Regions from separate parts of the Homo sapiens genome. Here region 1 is linked to region 2. A link is a loop called in an ENCODE intact Hi-C map of the cell type or tissue named here. Cell type or tissue: tibial artery. All regions are shown on one strand. Links, peaks and the distances in the headings refer to the core of each region. The heading gives the core; the rest is flanking DNA. Region 1 overlaps LOC105376013 (a long non-coding RNA gene). Region 2 has its middle 350 kb from the start of LINC01243.

Region 1 (2,919 bases), core at 229-2,728, 100 kb before region 2:
CTGGGCACCAACTCCAGTATATGGAAGATTTTTTTTTCTTTTTTCCAGAATCAAAGTCCTGGCTTCCTCCTCAAGGAGCATCTCATAACAAAAGCATCCAGAGTTCGGGCTGCTTTGGAGGAGCTTCACAGGGAATTTAACAGAATGCAGGGTGGAATGAGGTGAGTAAAGCAGAGGTAAGTGAAGCCCAGGGGACTGATGGCCTCAGTGCTGGGGATGTATAGACAGGGTAAGAGCTGAAGGCACCTTACCCCAGTGGTACATATTGGTGAGACTCAGTGTTGCCTATTGCTTTTGTCTATCTTAGTCTCAGAACTGAAGGCTGTAGAAATTAAATCAAATGCATGTTTAATTAATTCTTCAGGGTTTGACACCTACACTCATTTTCCAAAGCCACAGATCAGAAGATTTGTGATGTAAGCTTGTCAACGATGCTTTGGGCTTTTTAAATGTCTGAGTGAGTAAATTCCATTGGTTGGGCATCCAGATGGAAAGCTGCTCAACACCTCCTCCACATTACCAGTGGAGCAGGAGCTAGACACTATGTGGATATAGAGGTTACTTCCGATGCAGGCTGGGAGGTGAGGAGAGGGGTTGACATTGTGCAGGAGTCAGTAACAGAATTTGTAGACTGAGACTGAGATTGTGCCTGGCATACATGAGCTTAATCACATTTTTGAAACAGACAGTGCTTAGATTTGGTCTCTTCTACTTTTGTCTATCAATAAAGCCTTTCTTAAACTGGCCTGTCCTTTATCATCCTTCTACTTCTTCTAATCTAGTGTATCATTTTTGCCACTAACCTAACTAAAAATGAATAAGGTATTAGATAATGGTTTAAGCTGCAACACTTTTCAGAATGTCAGTAAGGCATGCTTGGAGATCTTCCTTCAAAGATTTCTATACTGAAATAAATGAATGTCGAAAGTCAAATGACTGCTAGTAACAATTGGTACATTTGACCAGTGGCCGCTAGGACTTGTGGGAGAGGCTCAGGTGTTATTATTATCTATCCCTGTCAATAAAATCTGTTCCTAATTTCCTTGAGTGACTTTTCATATGAACATATAATCAGGCTATGTGCATGTCCTTTTCATGTTATGCTAATGAAGACTTCTGAAGAAGAAAGTAACCAATAGTGATTTTTTAAGCAGCTTTGCATATGTGATGGGAGAAATATATACACAAAAAATTATTCTGAATGGCTTATACTTAACCTGAAACTCTCTGAAAAAAATTTACAAAAGAAAAATCATCACACAATTGATGAACTCCTTGATGTCATCAGGCTCTCTGATTAGGTGTGAGTATCCATGGGACCCCTGAGTCCCTGATATCTAAAAGATGAAACCAATAGCTCATCTCTCTCAAAGAAGCCAGATTCTTGGGGCTCCTGCCTGGCTATAGGCATGAAGAGGTGGAAGATGCCCAGAGTCACCATGTAGCTATCCACAGTTCACACTGGAAGACTTGAAAGTGAAAGGGAGTGTTATTCATAACTACACTGGGAAAGCAGGATGAAACCAAGACTTTCCCAGATGAACTGAGACATATGATCTCCTTAGCATTGCACTCTGTCCAGCTGGATAGCTTGATTTTTAAATACTGCCTGGACCTCTTGGCATCAGCAAAGAACAGGTTAGATTGCCCCAAAGAGCACTCTGTAGAACATGGCCCATGCTACTACCTACAGTCTGGCAGCATCACTGGCCTCTCTGCTACAATATGTTCTGATCTTACTTGTAATAAAATAGGTCACGAGACTTATTGAGTACATTAAAAAAGAAGAGTTATCTGGGTAGTGAACACACGTGGACCCAGGTCTCGAGTCTTTAGGAATTGATAGGTTTTACCAGAAGTCTTCTGGAGTTCATTTTAGAAAGCAAATCATCATTGATGGCCTGACATCAGCTGCTACCAAGTACCAAGGATAGGAGGTGGGGAACTTGCTTTTGGCAATGATGTATAGCACCTGCCTTAAGTTTGTGGGTGGGCACATGCTGCTTTAACAGCTTGGGCAAGTGCCCCAAGGCTTCCCAGCATGGCCTCTGGAGTCAGAGTGCTTGGGTGTTAATCCCAATTTGCTCACTTAGTATCTGTGTAGGCAAGGCACTTAGCTGCCTCGTTCCTCAGTTGTCACAACTGTGAGATGAAAATAATAACACTAACAACATTTATAGCCTTGTTTAAAATATTAGAAACTTGTAACAGTGACTGGCAATGAATATTAAAGGATCCCATGGTACCTATACCCTCAGTTCATGACAATGAGTAGAGCTGGAACAGCTGAAGCCCATTAAATAGCCCCCATTGCTAAAACATTTGTGTTTTACCATCTCCTGGTGCAATTTATGTTGATCATTTTTCTGTTCCCTTAACAGCAGCTTGGTAAGGCACATATTTCCAGCTGAGAGATCGGATAGAGAACTTTCACTCTTAGAAGACTCATTAGGAGTTTGCTAAAGGCAGGGGTAAGTAAGTCCCTTGCCTTGACTAGGCCAGATTCTTTTGGGATAAGCAATGAGACAGAAATTTTAGTGCATCAAGTCTAGGAGCCATTCAAGGAATTATTCTGTTGCCTTTTATTCTCTATTTGCAATAGCATCACACAACACTCAGGTATCATCACATTTGTTTTAGCTCACTGCATGTGAGGTGAATTCTTCCAAAAGTGCTAGCAGGTTTTCCTTCATTCCCAAAAGGGAAAATGAGTTTGCTCATTTCCTGCTTTTGTGGGTGAAAACCCAGAGACAAAATTGTCTACCACAGGATAATTCTAAGTAAACCGTTTTCTGACTGGTTTTATTATTCCTGAGGAAAGAAACAAGTCGAGATCAATAAGTGGTTCCCTTTTTTGAGGTTGGCATTGGAAAGTAAGCTGGCAGGAGTTTGAACTAAGGGTCTCCAAGGAACTTTGCA
Region 2 (2,919 bases), core at 243-2,742:
TCCCACCTCAGCCTCCCAAGTTGCTGAGACTACAGGCATGGTCACCAAGCCTAGCTAATTATTATTATTATTATTATTGACACGAGGTCTTGATATGTCGCCAGGGCTGGTCTTGAACCCCTGGCCTCAAGAGATCCACCCACCTTGGCCTCCCGAAGTACTGGGATTACAGGTATGGGCCATCATGTCCGGCTGATCAGGCGAGTTTTATCCTAAGTATGTAAGCCTTGTTCAACATATGAAAATCAAGCAATATAATATATTCTTAACAGAATAAAAAATAAAAGAAAAGAAAATTACATGATTGTCTCAATAGATGCAAAAGAGCAACTGACAAAATCCAACACTTTTTGATGATAAAACACTCAACACATTAAGGATGGAAGGTCACTTCCTCAATCTAGTAAAGGGCGCCTATGAAAAACCTAGAGCTAATATCATACTTAATGTTCAAAGGCTGAAAGCTCTTCCCTAAAAGCATAAACAAGATACAAATGTCTACTCTTTGCACTTGTATTCAATAATGGGCTGGAAGTTCCGGCTAGGGAAATTAATAAGAAAAACAAAGAAAATGCATAATATTGTAAGGAAAGATACTTTGGATTGTCAACAGCAAGATGGTCACCTAGAGTTGCCTGGGGCTTGTTTCCCCCAATAAAAAGACCAAAACAATAAATAAGCAATTATATTTCCATTGGAGTGACTGAGGAATTACACTTCAGAGCACGAAGAAAGTGACAAAATCCCTGTGTAGCACAGAAGCCCAGAATAGCACTATAAAGAGCAGAGTGAGGCATTCACTTCTGCCACAGTCTTCCCTATCTAGTTCAGCCCAAAGTCAGAAGGAACTTGTTCTTACAGGAAAATAGGTAAGTTAGAGAGCCCCAGCAGGTCCCATTGTCACCACAAGCACCAGCAGTTCTTGCTACAGAAGGGCTCCCCCAGTCATCATAGGCCTTGCATCCTGTGAGGATTCTTGGAGAGTAGATAGGAGTTCATGTAGCTGCATGGTACCAGAGTAGGCATTCACTCTGAACACCTCCCACCCTGCCAGCTAAGTTGCTATGGCATGGCACCATCTTGAAATTGAACTCACTGCTAGAGTACATCCTGCCTGGGGGCCAGAAGCAACTGATTCTATGTATCCCTGAGGCCCTGCCATCATTTCACCTTGCTCACACAGGTGCTTCCAACAGCAGGATTTTATCTTTCTGGAACCTAGGCAGGATGAAAAGACTAAGATTTTCAGTTGGAACCTACATGGCACCCCATCCCCTCCAGGGACACGTGGAATGCCATAATGCGAAAGCTGCCAAACAGCTGGCCACCCTCTCACCCATGTGCACCTGCACCTCACAGCCAGCTGGCCCCTTCTGTCCCTGTGTACCAGCACCCAGCCTGAAAGCTAGCCAGGTGACAGCCCTGGCCGCTGATACACCACCACAGAGCTGCCTCGCCATGCCATATGTATGCCTGCTGGCACGCCAGTCTGGACAGCTGGCCTAGTGGTGTCCCTGTCTCTCTGGGCAGACCAATGCAGAGCTGCCTGGTCCTGCTGCGACCACATGCACCTGAGCTCAACTTAACAGCCAGCCTAGTGGCAGCCACCATTTCAAAACAGAAATGAAATAGAAAGTAAAAAAAGCAAGTCAAAGGTTCAACAAAATGAAAAGTTGTTTCTTTGAAAAGTTAAACAAAATCGACAAACCTTTAGCTAGACTACGAAAAGAGAAGACTGAAACAAATAAAACCAGAGATAAAAAAGAGACATTACAACATACCACAAAAACACAAAAGATCAGTTTGAACAAAGAGATAGCATGAACAACCATACACCAACAAATCTGATAATACAGAAGAAATATATATTATCCTGGACATATAAAACCTACCAAAATTAAACTATGAGGAAATAAAAAATCCAAACATACCAATAAGGAGCAAATAAATTGAATAAGTAATAAAGGTCTTCCATGAAAGAAAAGCCCAGAACCTGATGGCTTCACTGACAAATTCTGCCAAACATTTTAAGAAGAACTAATATCAATTTTCCTCAAAGTATAACAAGAAACTGAAGAGGCTTGAAGTATACCAAAAAATTGAAACGCATTTTACAAGCCCGGCATTACCCTGATTCCAAAACCAGACAAGAACACAACAAAAAAGGAAAACTACAGTACAATATTTCTAATGAACATAGATGCAAAAATGCTCAACAAAATATTAGAAGACTGAATTCAACAGCACATTGACAAATGTGCAAAAAGATGATTTACTATGATTAAAGGGGATGTATCTTAGGGATACAGGATGGTTTAGCAGACACAAATCAAGAAACATGATACATCACATTAACACAAGAACAATAACCATCTAACCCATTTCAATAGACACAGAAAAGACATTTGTCAAAATTAAGCATACCTTCATGATAAAATCTCAACAAATTAGGCATAGAAGGTATGTTCTTCAATACAATAATGACCGTGTATGACAAATCCACAGGTAACATCATGTTGAATGAGAAAAAAAAAGTTTAGTAATGCCACAGGCTAGACAGAGGCAACAATTTAATAGAACTGAAAGTTCAAGGATAAAGCCACACACCTATGGTCAACTGATTTTTAATGAGCACCAAAGCCACATAATGGGGGAAAGAATAGTCTTTTCAGTAAATGATGCTGAAACAATTGAACATCCTCATGCAAAAGACCCTTTTGTAATTCATCTTGGTTCCAATTCTTTGTCTCATCAAAAATAAAAGGATAACTTAATCAACTTCTTATTAAATTTTTTGATGACATTTTAATGAGATTTTTGTCATAGAATTTTGAAGAATTGAAGAATTTAAAAGAATGATCTGAACTTGTTATAAAACTTCCATTCCCATCTACGTATTTGTAGGATAAATAAATTGTT

Evidence for each region. A loop is a pair of places that touch in the nucleus more often than their neighbours do. Peaks named below come from ENCODE experiments on the same cell type or tissue, not always from the same donor. Only the 100,000 strongest peaks of a DNase experiment are listed, where the experiment ranks them.
Region 1: a loop joins it to region 2, with 2.5 times the contacts of the local background. A loop is called at or near these places in 1 of 110 quality-filtered maps.

The regions. Positions count from the first base shown.
Region 1 is chr9:31,833,773-31,836,691 of GRCh38, reverse strand. It overlaps LOC105376013 (a long non-coding RNA gene), which reads left to right. Exons shown (of 3, transcript XR_929549.2): 3 at 49-2,425. Among named protein-coding and RNA genes, the nearest start is that of LINC01243, 450 kb to the right of the region's middle. In tibial artery, for the core only: no CTCF peak of the experiment used is centred there; no DNase peak of the experiment used is centred there.
Region 2 is chr9:31,729,132-31,732,050 of GRCh38, reverse strand. No RefSeq gene overlaps it. Among named protein-coding and RNA genes, the nearest start is that of LINC01243, 350 kb to the right of the region's middle. In tibial artery, for the core only: no CTCF peak of the experiment used is centred there; DNase peaks (open chromatin) are centred at 988 and 1,514.